2 separate regions of the Homo sapiens genome follow, and region 1 is linked to region 2. A link is a contact called in ENCODE Hi-C data. All regions are on one chromosome and are shown on one strand. The core of a region is the stretch at or near the end of the contact, and the rest is flanking DNA. Distances in the headings are between cores, read along the strand shown. Region 1 overlaps RASSF3 (Ras association domain family member 3). Region 2 holds the start of RXYLT1-AS1 (RXYLT1 antisense RNA 1).

Region 1 (7,290 bases), core at 1,782-4,281, 880 kb before region 2:
CTTTCAGAGTTCACTTGATGCCAAATGCAGCCTCAGCCAGACACGTGAGAACCACAATCATCCTTTGGAAACACTATTTAAGATCAAAGGGGTCTATCCTGTACCCTGCTATTCTCATCTCCTGGAATAGGGAAAGACTTGTCAAAAAACAAAACAAAATGAAACCAAAACCAACAGGCAAAAAAACCCCAAAAGACAAAAAACAAAAACCCAAACCCAGATCCAAGCCTGAAGATGGAATAAATGATTTAGCTTCAGAGTTGTTGGTATATAACCCAGCTAGTCCCCACTCCCTCCTATTCCAGCCTTCACCACACCTGCCCCCCCACCTTTATCCTTATATAAAACTTCTTTCTTGAACATTCAATTAAGCAAGTAGTGATTCACACCACACAAGCATATGCTTTAGACTTTGAATACTTACCTCCTAGTTTCTCTCTGCAGAGGATGAGCCTTGTTTGGGGGAATGGTTCCATGAGTCAAACCTTTGCACAAGTTTTGTGGCTCCTATAGCACTCTGTAGTACTGAAGCTGTTCTTCTGGTGGTTCCAGGAGAATTGTCTTACCAACTACAGTGAGACCACTAAGTTTGGTTACCTGCCGTGTTATTTCCCCCATGCAACAGAACCTCTAAATGAAAATACAGGTCTGGGCTGGGCATGGTGGTTGTAATCCCAGCCCTTTAGGAGGCCAAAGCAGGAGGATCACTTAAGCCCAGGAGTTTGAGACCAGCGTGGGTAATATAGCCTGACTCCATCTTTACAAAAATGAAAAAAAATTAGCTGGATGTGGTGGCAGGCACCTGTTGTCCCAGCTACTTGAGAGGCTGAGATGGGAGGATCTCTTAAGCCCAGGAGGTTAAGGCTGCAGTGAGCCGTAATCACGCCACTACATTCCAGCCTGGATGACAAGGTGAAACCCCATCCGAAAAAATAAAAAGAAAGCACAGGTCAGCATTTCATTCTATGTGACTTAGTATAATCACCTGAATGAAATGATAAATGAACCAAAATGGATGAGAACACACTGATATCAACAAACCCCAATGGCACCAAAACAGTTACGCTTCTGGGCAAACTGTCCATTACGGCAATTTAACAGACTTTTGCTCCTTTACTCAATAGGCAATTTAACTGAGAAACTAGAGAGCACTTACAGGAAAAGATGGTAGAGAAACGGGGCAGTGTCCGGCTCTGCCACTCACTCACACAGTGGCCTTGAGCAAGCTGCTAAACCTCAACATGTCCATTTCCACATTTGTGAAAAAAGGGATATGACGAAATAGTGTGATAACGTCACAGGAGAGTCAATGAGTTGATACATATTAAGCATTTCAGAAGAATGCCTAGCACATGGTAAGCACTTTGTTGGCATTGGCTACTATAGTGTAGACCTTCACCACCACCCTTTTTTTTTTTTTTTTTTTTTTTGAGATAGAGTCTTGCTCTGTTGCCCAGGCTGGAGTACAGTGGCGCAATCATGGCTCACTGCAGTACTCACGGCTCACTGGAGTACAGTGGCGCAATCACGGGGCTTGAACCCCGCCTCCCGGGTTCAAGCAATTCTCCTGCCTCAGCCTCTTGAGTAGCTGAGACAGCAGTCGTGTGCCACCACGCCTGGCTAATTTTTATATTTTTAGCAGAGAAGAGGTTTTGCCATGTTGGCCAACCTGGTCTTGAACTCCTGGCCTCAAGAGATCAGCCCGCCTTGGCCTCCCAGAGTGCTGGGATTACAGGCATGAGCCACTGTGCCTGGCCCCTTTTCTTTTTTTTTTTTTTTGAGACGGAGTTTCACTTTGTCGCCCAGGCTAAGTGCAATGGGGCGATCTCGGCTCACTGCAACCTCCGCCTCCCTGGCTCAAGCAATTCTCCTGCCTCAGCCTCCTGAGTAGCTGGGATTACAGGTGTGCGCCACCACGCCCAGCTAATTTTTGTATTTTTAGTAGAAACGGGGTTTCACCATGTTTGGTCAGGCTGGTCTCAAACTCCTGACCTCATGATCTGCCCACCTCGGCCTCCCAAAATGCTGGGATTACAGGCATGAGCCACCGCGCCCAGCCCCCTTCTTTCAATAAAACAAAATACCTAATTAGCGTTATCTGACAGTGTCTCCGAATTTGTCACCAACTGATAACTGTTGTTTCAATAAATATTCATGTGAGCCAGGCACGGTGGCTCACACCTGTAATCCCAGCACTCTGGGAGGCCAAGGCCGGCAGATTACCTGAGGTCAGGAGTTTGAGACCACCTTGGCCAACAGGGTGAAACCCCGTCTTTACTAAAAATACAAAAATTAGCCAGGTGTGGTGGCACACGCCTGTAATCCCATCTACTCCAGAGGCTGAGGCAGGACAATTGCTTGAACCTAGGAGGTAGAGGTTGCAGTGAGCCCAGATCGTGCCACTGCACTCCAGCCTGGGAGACAGAGTGAAACTCTATCTCAAAAAAAAAGGTTTTTTTTTAGTAATAAAAATTGACTTAAAAAAAAAAGTCCTACCTGTAATCCCAGCACTTTGGGAGGCTGAGGTGTGTTGGTCACTTGAGGTCAGGAGTTTGAGACCAGCCTAGCCAACGTGGAGAAACCCCGTCGCTACTAAAAATACAAAAAAAAAAATTAGTCGGGTATGGTGGCAGGCACCTGTAATCCCAGCTACTAGGGAGGCTGAGGCAGGAGAATCGCTTGAACCTGGGAGGTGGAGGTTACAGTGAGCCAAGATCATGCCACTGCACTCTAGCCTGGGTGGCACATTGAGACTCCATCTCCAAAAAAAATAAAGGATAAAAATATAAAAATTCCCAAACATTCTCCACGCACCTTGGGTAGTAACCCAAGTAGAACCCCCAAACCTGATTCCTCTGAATATTTCAGTAGAAAAGCAAAATTATACAGAGCCATAATTTTCTATCACAGTATTTTTATTTAGGGAGCAGCTATGGTACGTGAAAGGCCTCTACCACCTGGTGCCAGCCTTGCTCCTTTCATCAGCCCCTCCAGGGGGCAGTGTAGTAGTAAAAACACTCCCAACAGCAGGCATGGAAGCTGAAACCATGGCACAAAGCCGAGGTGCAGGTGCGCAGAGGGTGGCACTCCATCGTCCCTGTGGTTCCCCAGACACTATCCATCCCATCTGTGTAAGGCAGTCATGGTGACCAAAAAAATACAAATACTCACTTTATGTTGAAGTGGTATGTTTCAGGGGTAGGAGACCTCAGGGCAAGAACAGGGGTGGAGGGAGAGATTTCTAAAGAACTGACAAGGTTCTATTTTAGTAATGGTCAGGGGGTGTCCATTTTATATAATAATCCTTTAAACTGTTCGCATGCTTTTTTATTTTTATTTTTTCACTCTCGGCCTCCCTCCTCTTTTGCATGCTTTATATACTTTTAAATGTGTATATTTCAAAAATTAAAACAATTGTTTTAAATACATTGGAATATGCTGTGTGAGCTTAGGGTTATTTTTCCTCAGAGGATAAGGCAAAGAGAAAATGATATCTGGGAGAACAAATATGACCCACGCGAACCTAGTAAAGTTGTTGCATTCCAGCATGTGTCCCTGTGTATATGTGCAAAAGCAGCTCAGCGCACTCCTGTGACCTTTTTAAATCTAGCATATTATCATAAATAAACACACATAAACAACTAATAACTTCAATTTTTAATAATGGAAACAATTTTGCCATTCTAGAAACTATTTTAGGGGAGAAAAATCTTCCCTACAAAAATAAACTTAAACCCATCAAAATTATAAATATTATAACTTTTTACTTCTGCCATTTAAAATGCTCTCCTGCAATACCACCCCTTCATTTAACATCCTTCCTGTACCATCACATATTGAAGAGAAAACAGTATTACAGCAAAGCTTAGATAGTTTAACATAATGATTTGTACAATGATTCTTAAAAAATCTTTGGCCTTAGTGGCCTTTTTTCTTCACTTACACATTAAAAATGCTGCTGCAGTAACCAGTGTTTGGGAAAGGACATCAGTCTTCAAGAACCATAAACTGACAGAATTTCAATACAGTAGGTTTCCAAATTGCAATTTGTAGTGCACATGACAGTAAGCGAGGTTTTGGGTAAATATAGATGAGGATGCCTATTCAGACAATCTACTTCAAGTAAAAAAAAAAAAAAAAAAAAAATTCACAGATACCCATCAGCTACTACTTTAGGTTCTAACAGTGTCTTAATCTGAGAAACAAATGCTTCACAAAATATAAGTTTACTGGGATGAATAATTAAAAAACCAGGTGGTAATAACAATATACTCAAATCCAGGCCATAGTCTGAATAATAAAACCAGTACAAAAAATCACGAAGGCATTCCCTGAACAATAAAGGTAAAGTGTTGGATGACAATGTCACTAAAACCTCATCAATGTACAAAAGAGAAGTTACATGCAAAATTAAACAAGATGTGCCATACATATTTTATAGCTAATTCTATTTTTTTCAACTTTCCTTAAATGCTTAGGAAGATATGATTGTCTCAGTAAATTGTGTGGCACAGCATAACAACTTAAGTCTGCCTCCAACAAGATGGGTATTCTCCAAAAAGTCAGAAGAGCCACCAAGAGACGAACAGAAATGCAATAAAAGGCACAGTTCACTTGGGCAAAGAACTGAAGCACCTTGGAATTTCAAAAAGAATCCATTAGGTGTCACCAAAGTGTTAACAATTCCTTGGGAATTTATAAACAAAAAATATCTAGACTAAAAATAGAATATAAGGCCCCTCTGGAACCACTGCACACCTTTCCCTCTGTTCTCAGATTAAACTGCTGCATAAAATGAGGTTATTTAGCCTGTTTTTAAGGAAGGCTTCTATTGCACATGCATCTCTTTGGTTGGTAATAACATGTACTTTTGTTAAAATATTTCCATAATGAAGCCCTGTTGTGTGGTTAGCTGGGTGTGGACTTTCCTCCCTTTCTTGGGGGCCCTCCTACTCACAGTCAAGTTGCCCTTTAGAACTAAAGATCTGGTAGGATTGGGTCTTTATTCAATAGCCCTGTTCTCTATTATGTAAGAACAGATTTCAATGTAGAAAAGAAAGGGAGAGGGAGAGAGAGGGAGGGAAGGAGGGAGGGAGGGAGGGAGGGAGGGAGGGAGGGAGGAAAAGAACAAGGTAGGGTGGGAGACAGCAGGGAAGGAAAGAAAAAAGGGAAGAAAGGAAAAGGAAAGGAGGAATAAAAGGGAAGAGAGTGATTGTCACCAAAGTTTACTTGACAAATATCCTAGCTAACAATCAAGGGAAAAACAGCTGCCCCTACCCAAATTCCGTCTCAACTTTGAAAACCACCTGTGGGGGGAAAGCTATACACTATGTAACTTAACAAGAGTTAGTGAACTGTCACTGTCCTGCCTATGCAGAGCAGCTACACCAATCAGACCTTCCACTCCAAAAGGGCAGAATTAAAGGGTCGGATCCAGCTGCGTGAGGCCCACCTCTGCCCAGGTCAGTAGGCTACACCTGCCTGATTCTCTGATTGGTCAGCTGCAGAGTTCATGGGTCCCTCCTTTTGGTTTAGCTCCTGCCTCTGGCTCTGTTCCCATATTCTACCCACCAGGAAACCAAGCGATCCTAAAATGGGTTTAACACCTCCACACTGAATGCTTTTAACTCGTTTACAAGCAACTACCCCTTTCTCCACTACCCCTAACTGAAAAGCCAAGTCACCTTCCATAGCCCGCAGCACTCGCCACCACCGCACATGCCTTCTTCCAAACTTACACTTTGCTTTCTCTGTCAACCCCCTAACAAAATCCTTCACAATAAATTCCTCAGAGTTCCTAGATTCCTGTGCCTTTCGATTCACATGGATAGATTCCTCTGACATTAAAAAAAGAAAACAAAACCAAACAAAAAACCAGACAGGTAGTTTCAAAATAGGACAAGTATTCAGAAAGATTCCTAGTTAAGCTTTTTAAAAAATCAACTGCATATCTGTAAGCTTAACAGCATCATCACATAATTAAAATAACCAAAAAAAAAAACACCCCCAGAGTTCATGCTTCCAAGCACCCTCGAATGCTCCTGATGAGGCGACAGGTTCACAGCTTGCCAAGAGGTAACACTGCGGTGCTGAACAACAAGCTTGCAGAGTCCCTTACATGGGACGCTAAGGTGCAGGATGCTGTGTGACCAGGTTTGGGGAACAAAATCTACAGATAGAAAGGCGAAGACCCTAGCATAGTGGGGCAAGACAGCAGCCCTCTGAGAAGAGAGGCACTTGCTGCTGTTTTGTACATCGGTCCTGCACCGGGCCTCACGGGCAGGGAGCCCCGCTTTAATCAGGCTTCCACACCTCACGGAGGGCTTCTTCCAGCTTCTGCCTGTAGGCTGTGTAGCGCCTCTTCAGGTTCTGCAGCTGTTCATCTTCTTCCTTGTCCAAGATGCGCAAGAAATTCTGTAGTTCTGGAAGGCTGAAGGCTTCCCACTGTCAGGAAACACAGAAAGAAAAATGCCAGATGTTTAATACTCAGTTAGACTTAGGAATGCTGACCAGGAGCTCCCAGAGGTGCGGCTGCCCTCCCCTCCCAGCCCCATGCCGCAGAAGGTGTGGTCTGCAAGAGCTGGGGTGTTGCCAGCCTAAGGGCTCCCTCCACTCCCACTCCCACCTCAGCTCACACCAATCACCTTCCTACCCTCTCCTCCCACTGTTCAAGACGATCTCCCTAAAAGCCAGAGACCTCCATATCCCTAAGTCTATTGGACACTTTCATTCCTTACCTGATTTGACCCCCAACAGCATTAAAAACAATTCGACAGTCCTTTCATCTTAACCTCGAGTCCTCATTGTAACTGACTTTCTTACCTCGCATAATCAGTCTTATCACCCCCAAACAGTTCTCCATTCAGCCTTTTCTCCCTCGGTACGGCCCCTTGGTGCTAGCTACTATCATCTATTCCTGCATCGCTGGAACAGCTTCCTACCTGGCCTCCTCACTCGGCTCTTATGCTCCCCCATCTGTTCCCCAAACAGAACATCCTTTGTAAAATGCTCATCTGGCCAAGACTCTCCCCTGCTTAGAACCATCCAATGGCTTCCCTTAGTTGCTGATGCTGTCTGAAAGACTCTAAACTCTCCGGCCCCATCTCTCTCTCACCGAGCTTCACTCTCTGCCCAAGTGGCACGCATTCTCCCCTCCTCCACTTTGCCTGGCTATGAACTACTCATCCTCCCCATCTCAGCTTAAATGCCACTTTCTCTAAGCAGCTTTCCACAACTTCCTCTCCTCTCTTCCCACCCAAGGCTAAGTGTATCAAAAGCCTTCACAGAGCC
Region 2 (7,294 bases), core at 4,328-6,827:
GCGCCTGTAGTCTTAGCTACTCAGGAGGTTGAAGGGGAAAGATCGCTTGAGCTCAGGAGGTCAAGGCTTCAGTGGGTATTGATCGTGCCACTGTACTCCAGCCTGGGCAACAGGGCAAGACCCTGACTCAAAAGAAACAAAAAGATTTTCTTAATAGGCCAATGGGTTGATAGCCCACTGGGGTAATGAATCTAATGTGCAGCCAGGTTTTTAACTGAAGGGGAGTGGAATTGCTGGATTGTAGGGAGTATGCATCATTAACTTCATTATATGGACTATATTGCTCTCCAAAGTGGTTCTACCAATTTAACCTCCTCTGGCAATGCATGAAGGCGTCCATTTTCCTACAAATTCAAATTTGACTTTAAAATTTTTGCCAATATGATGAGTATAAATGGCTTCTCCTTTTTATTTTAATGTGCATTTCCCTGATTACTAGAAAGGATGAACATGTTTACATATGTTTATTGGCCATCTGCCTTTCCTGTTCCTTGAATTGTCTGGATAATGTGGAACAATGTAAGATACCTACCTGACATGCCGGATAACGCCAATGTGAAAATGTAATTGAACCCCCATAGGCCTTGATGGTTATTTAAGTAGTATTTATTAAATTTAAGTAACTTTAAGTGAAATTTACATGAGGAACTCATGAATGTATTATTTAATAAAATGTATCATGAATGTATCACTTAATAAATCTAAGTAATAATATTTGTCTTTTCACATGAAGAATAATTTAAAGCTATTGAAACTCTGAGAAACTTTAATATGGCTCTTTTGACAAACACTTCCTACTTTTTTTTTTTTGAGACGGAGTCTCACCCTGTTGCCCAGACTGGAGTGCAGTGGCGTGATCTCGGCTCATTGCAACCTCTGCCTCCTGGTTTCAAGTGATTCTCCTGTCTCAGCCTCCCGAGTAGCTGGGATTACAGGTGCCTGCCACCATGCCCAGCTAAGTTTTGTATTTTTAGTAGAGACGGGGTTTCACTATGTTGGCCAGGATGGTCTCCATCTCCTGACGCCAAGTCATCCTCCTGCCCTGGCCTTCCAAAATGCTGAGATTGCAGGCATGTGCCACCACATTCAGCCAACATGTCCTACTTTTTGTTTCTGATTTAGCAATCAAATGTCAAGAATATGAACCCATTTTTCATTAAACAATGAATACATTTTAGATTCTAACCAGTTTATTTAACAATGAACACGTTTTAGATTCTAACCAGTTCATTTAAGTAGAATTAAAAGCTTCTAGCAACAAGGATATCATCTTGATAATTATTGAATGTTTAAAAGTATTTAATTCTTAGGTTAAAGGAAAGGACTTGGGAAATCACAGAAGGGCATTGGTGGCTGGGTGTTCTGCTCAATGGCTGTAAAGCTGCAGTGTGCGAGACAACTGCTTACTCCAAAGATCTGTTCATCCAACAGCTGATAAACTCTTCTTTCCCAGTTCCCTACTCTCCTCTGGCTCTTAAGTTGGGAAATATCAGAAGCAAAAAGTCAGAAAAACCATGATGCTATCTGTGATTTCACTACTCCCTCTTTCGGACATAGACTGCACTTGCACCATGAGAGTCATCCACTTTCCATGGCATAATACAATAAATGACTTCCGTTTCTGTATTTCTATTTTGTAACCAAAACTATCAAATGGTACTTAGTACATAAAGACTTCAAATTAATATATTTTTATCTATTTACCTAACTATTTAATCTAGACATATCTATCTGCCATAGGTATATAAATATAGACAGGTAGATGGATGATAGAGAGATGGAGATATGGCTAGATCTATAGATAGATATACGTGATAGGCTTGTCTTCCTTCTCTTTTTTTCTAAGTCTTTGTGACATGGAATTTCCCTCCACAAAGCATTTAAAAATATTGTTATTAACTGACAATTTACCCTTGACTATCTGATGTCTTTTTATCAAATTCTATTTCATATCTTTTAATCATAATATTTATCTAGTTTTCTGATGTGATGTTTTTCCCCTGAAAGAGAAACTGGCTCAGCACAAATCACCAACTTTGTATTACTATTATTTTAATTTTAATTTTTTGGACAGAGTTTTGCTCTGTAGCCCAGATTGGAGGGCAGTGGCATGATCTCGACTCACTGTAACCTCCACCTCCTGGGTTCAAGCGATTCTCCTGCCTCAGCCTCCTGAGTAGCTGGTATTACAGGCACATGCCACCACTCACAGCTAATTTTTTGTATTTTTAGTAGAAACAGGGTTTAATTATGTAGGTCAGGCTGGTCTTGAACTCCTGACCTCAAATGAATCACCCGTCTTGGCCTCCCAAAGAGCTGGGATTACAGGCATGAGCCACTACGCCCAGCCATATTATTATTATTTTTGAGACAGGCTCTGTTTCAAAAGGCTGGAGTGTGGTGGTGCAATCACAGCTCACTGCAGCCTTAACCTCCTGGGCTCAAGTGATCCTCCCACCTCAGCCTCCTGAGTAGCTGGGACTGCAGCTGTGCGCCACCATGCCCAGATAATTTTTGTAATTTTGTAGAGATGGGGTTTCTCCATGTTATCCAGGCTGGTCTCAGAACTCCTGGGCTCAAGTGATCTGCCCGCTTTGACCTCCCAAGGTGTTGTGATTACAGGTGTGAGCCACCACGCTCGGCACCAACTTTATTATACCAGCCTACATTTTATTCCTTTCCTTTCTATTCTTCCCTCCCTCCCTTCCTACCTTTCCTCCTTTCTCCCCTACTTTTTGTGATCTTTTATAACTGCTGAAATGATCACATGTATTCCTTGCTACAGTGCAAGGTATATTGGGATAACAAAATATATGCGGAAGATAATAGACATATATAAGTCAAAGGGTCCCTCTATTACTTTTATTATTCATTAAGTTGAGCCAAGATTTTGTTGGCTTTACAATTAATTGGGAGATACAAGCATATGATGCAAAACCCATGCAGTATTAAAATGTATACAGTGAGGGAAAAGAGTCTGTTTTACACATCAGCTTCCCGCCTAAGGGACAATCTCTGTTGCCTGTTCCTTAATATATGTATTTTAAAAGCGATATCCTCTGCACATGGTTAACAAAATGGAGTGGAATTTCAGGGTGATATTATGTTCCTCATTTAATGGAGAGAAAAAAGCATATGCCCTCAAATACCCTTCTGCCTCTTCTCCCCTCCCCTCCCCGTCCCCCACCCCCTTCCTTCCTTCTTTTTTGAGATGGGGTCTTGCTCCGTCACCCAGGCTGGAACACAATGATGCGATCTCAGCTCACTGTAACCTCTGCCTCCCGGGTTCAAGAAATTCTCCTGCCTCAGTCTCCTGAGTAGCTGGGATTACAGGCGCGTGCCACTATGCCCGGCTAATTTTTGTATTTTATTATTATTATTTTTTTCACCATTTAAGGAATTGTTATTAAAGCAATAATTTTATAATCCAAATTACGTTTCCTAGCTCAGTTATCAATTCTGTTACTTAAAACAGAACTGACATTTTGAACTATTCCACAGTAAAGAATTACAAAATTAAAGAAAGGAATGCTTTAAATTTTTGCACTTTGCTGAAAATTTTTTCCCAGAGTCTATAAAACATTAATTGGTTTTCATATTTTACTATTTTTGTGTTTTTTTAAAATTTTTAAATCAATAAGTAATCTAGGACTAGCATTATGTTTGCTAGACCTGGCATTTTCTCGGTACATAAGGTTCAAAGTTTCTTTTCCTTTTTAAATTTATTTTATATTTTGCAATGTTTATTAAAAAAATAATATTTACATTTTTCGATGTTTAGATATTTTTCTTCTGTGAAGCACAAGTTTCTTTTCATGGTACCTGATCAATTTTAAACAGTTGGAACACCGGTGGCACGGTTAACTGCTTTCTGGGCAGCCACTTCAGCTTGGTGGGCTTGTAGTACAGCTACAGTTTCATTAACCTTAGAACGGAGTGACTCTGGAGACTCCAGCATATGAAGAAGTTCTGAATTACCAATCTCCAACAACATGCCAGTGATTTTACCAGCAAGAGTAAGGTGCATGGCTTGAATAAGAGGAAACAGCCGTTCACCCAACATTTGCTTTTGCTCTTGAGCATGGGCAGATACCAACATGGAAGCAGTCAAAGGTTCCTGACCTTGTACATGAGCAGCAGGCTGTTGCATTGTAACTTGTGGCTGTGCATTAAGATGTTTCTGAGGACTGCGAACTCCCGCAGCATAGTTATAATGTGGAGTGGCAGCAGCAGCAGCTGCAGGACGTGGACCCATTGTCTGTGTCGATGTGTTAGCAACACGCTGTGTTGACATAACTCATGGAACCTGTGAAGAAGCTGGTCTCATAGTACTAAATGGTGGTCTAGGAGCAGCCGGGCGGATAGCACTGGGCCTATTTTGGAATGGATGGGGTCTGGCACCCTCAGCAGTCCAGCGAGGACTTGGTCTTAGTTGAGCAATTTGGCTAGGAGGATAGTATGCAGCACCGTTCTGAGTCTGTGGGATAGCTGCCATGAAGTAACCTGAAGGAGGTGCTGGCTGGTAGGGGTTGATTTCAAGATTGGGCACAGCTCGTACACTTGCCATTCTTTGCATATACTGGTTAGTGAGGTGAGCCTGGCACTCTTCTTTGCGCTGAGCTAAAGCAACATACAATGGCTTTGTGGCCACAATTCTACCATTCATTTCTGTAACTGCTTTAGTGGCTTCTTCTGGTGAGGAGAAACATACAAAACCAAACCCTTTGCAGCGACCACCCTCCATCATAACCTTTGCACTGGTGATTGTACCAAATGGAGAAAACTCTTTCCGGAGACGTTAATTATTAATGCCATCATCAAGATTTTTCACATAAAGATTAACACGGTGGTATCTGGTGATCCTATCTTGCCTCACCTGTTCAAATTTGCGCTTAAGTTCTGTCTGCCGTTCCACTTTTTTCTGAGCTCTACCTACATAAATTTGTTTTCCATTGAGCTCCTTTCATTTCATCCACAGCTTTCTGTGCATCTTCAAGCCTTTCAAAGCTTACAAATCCAAATCCTTTAGATTTTCCACTTTCACCAGTCATTACTTTCACATTTAAGGCAGGCCCAAACTTGCCAAAGAGATTCTTAAGGCGCTCATCATCCATGTCTTCTCCGAAATTCTTGATGTAAACATTGGTGAACTCTTTCACGTAGCTCCAAGTTCAGCTTCTCGTTCTTTATGAGACATAAATCGTCCAACAAATACTTTGCGATCATTTAGGAGCATTCCATTCATTTTTTCCATAGCTCTTTCAGCTGCTTCCTGTGTCTCAAAGTGTACAGATCCATAGCCCTTGGAATCATTTTCATCACAGCCCACCTTACATGAAAGGATGTTACCAAAAGCAGAAAAATGTATCATACAGTGCTTTATTATCAATGGATTTGTCCAGATTTTTAATGAATATGTAGCCCACTCCACTTTTGCGAAGTGATGGATCACGCTGAGACTACACGATGCGTACTGGCTTGCCCTTTATAACATCAAAATTCATAGTGTTCACAGCATGCTCCGCGTCCGCGGGCTACTGGAAGTTCACATACGCGTAGCCCAAGGAGCCGTGGGTGATCATGTCCCTGCAGACCCGGATGGAGAGGATGAGCCCGGCCGCGCTGAACTTCTTGTAGAGCATCGCCTCGGTCACGTCGGGATGGAGGTCCCCCACGTACAGCGAGGACGTAGCTGGGGGCACTGGGGTTCATCTCGGCACTGCTGCTCGCAGGGCCACAGGCCGCGACCTTTCCGTGAGAGGAGGAGAGCGAATGCTGGGGCTAGGGGCCGGAGCTGGGGGAAGGTGAGCGGGGGCAAGCGCAAGCGCAAGCGCAGAGGGACAAAAATCACCCGGAATCGAAAACTACTTCACCGCCCCAGAATGGTGTTGATCCGCTGCCGCTGGCTGCGGGCGAAGGTGGAGGTGTCAGTCCGGACAGCGGGAAGGCCTCGGTCTCTTGGTTCCTTTTTGGAGCTGCTGCGGGCGGGCGAGTCGGCCTCGGCTGCTTCACGGGGTTACTTTATAAAAGAAGAAGAAGAAAAAAATAAAAGTCTATGGCAGGGGAGAGGCGGATTTTTTGTAAATTGTGGGAAAGTTTTTAAAATATTTTTTTAGATTTTTTTTTAATAATAAATGTATGTTCCGAGCCTGGAGCACACACTCCGCACTCTGAGCACTAACTGCCGGGAGAAGGGGCTAATTTTTGTATTTTCAGTAGAAACGGGGTTTCACCATGTTGGCCAGGCTGGTATGGAACTCCTGACCTCAGGTAATCTGTCCGCCTAGCCCTCCCAAAGTGCTGGGATTACAGGCGTGAGCCACCACGCCCGGCCAGTTTTTCTTTTTTTCTGATGTAGGCACTTGTAGCTATAAAATTCCCTCTTAGTACTGCTTTTGCTGTATCCCATAGGTTTTGGTATGTTGTGTTTCCATTATCATTTGATTCAATAAATATTTCAATTTCCTTTTTAATTACTTCATTGATCCACTGGTCGTTCAGGAGTATATTGTTTAATTTCCATATGTTTGCATAGTTTCCAAAATTCCTCTTGTTATTAATTTCTAGTTTTGTTTCATTGTGGTCAGAGAAAATGCTTGATATTATTTCAGGGTTTTTTTTAGACTGAGTCTCCCTCTGTCACCCGGGCTGGAGTGCAGTGGCGTGATCTCAACTCATTGCAACCTCTGCCTCCTGGGTTCGAGTGACTCCCTTGCCTCAGCCTCCCGAGTAGCGGGGACTACAGGTGTGTTCCACCATGCCTGGCTAGTTTTTGCATTTTTAGTAGAGATGGGGTTTCACTATGTTGGCCAGGCTGGTCTCAAACTCCTGACCTTGTGATCTGCCTGCCTCGGCCTCCCAAAGTGTTGGGTTACAGGCATGAGCCACTGCACCCGGCCCAGTTTTTTTTTTTTTTTTTTTAATGTTTTAAGACTTATTTTGTGACCTAATAGATGGTCTATTCTTGAGAATAATCTATGTGCTGAGGAAAATAATGTGTGTTCTGCAGCCATTGGATGAAATGTTCCATAAATATCTATTAGATCCGTTTGTTTTATAATGCAGATTAGGTCCAATTCATTAATTTTCTATCTGGAAGATCTGTCCAGTGCTGAAAGTGGGGTGTTGAAGTCTTCAGGTAGTATCATATTGGGAACTATCTCTCTCTTTAGCTCTAATAATATTTACTTTATATATCTGAGTGCTCCAGTGTTGGGCACATATACATTTAAAATTGTTATATCCTCTTGCTGAACTGACCCCTTTATCCTTACATAGTGACCTTCTTTGTCTC

The links. A loop is a pair of places that touch in the nucleus more often than their neighbours do. Pooled maps may share reads with other maps.
Region 1: a loop to region 2 is called in a map of HCT116, with 5 times the contacts of the local background. The contact joins the enhancer-like site here to the promoter of RXYLT1-AS1 in region 2. A Hi-C loop is called at or near these places in 6 of 168 maps with a recorded cell type or tissue (A673, HCT116, PC-3 and 3 more) and 12 of 50 pooled maps.

What each region holds. Positions count from the first base shown.
Region 1 is chr12:64,693,917-64,701,206 of GRCh38, reverse strand. It overlaps RASSF3 (Ras association domain family member 3), which reads right to left. Exons shown (of 5, transcript NM_178169.4): 5 at 3,643-6,444. The coding sequence ends at 6,295. Among named protein-coding and RNA genes, the nearest start is that of GNS, 62 kb to the left of the region's middle. RefSeq lists a silencer at 6,724-7,018. Within about 2 kb of position 3,031, at least 5 of the 41 ENCODE cell types and tissues checked have a DNase peak (open chromatin) inside an H3K27ac peak, as active enhancers do.
Region 2 is chr12:63,820,439-63,827,732 of GRCh38, reverse strand. It overlaps RXYLT1-AS1 (RXYLT1 antisense RNA 1), which reads left to right and starts at 5,577. Exons shown (of 4, transcript NR_126167.1): 1 at 5,577-5,804. It overlaps MIR10527 (microRNA 10527), which reads right to left and starts at 4,070; the gene lies at 4,006-4,070. It also overlaps the pseudogene PABPC1P4.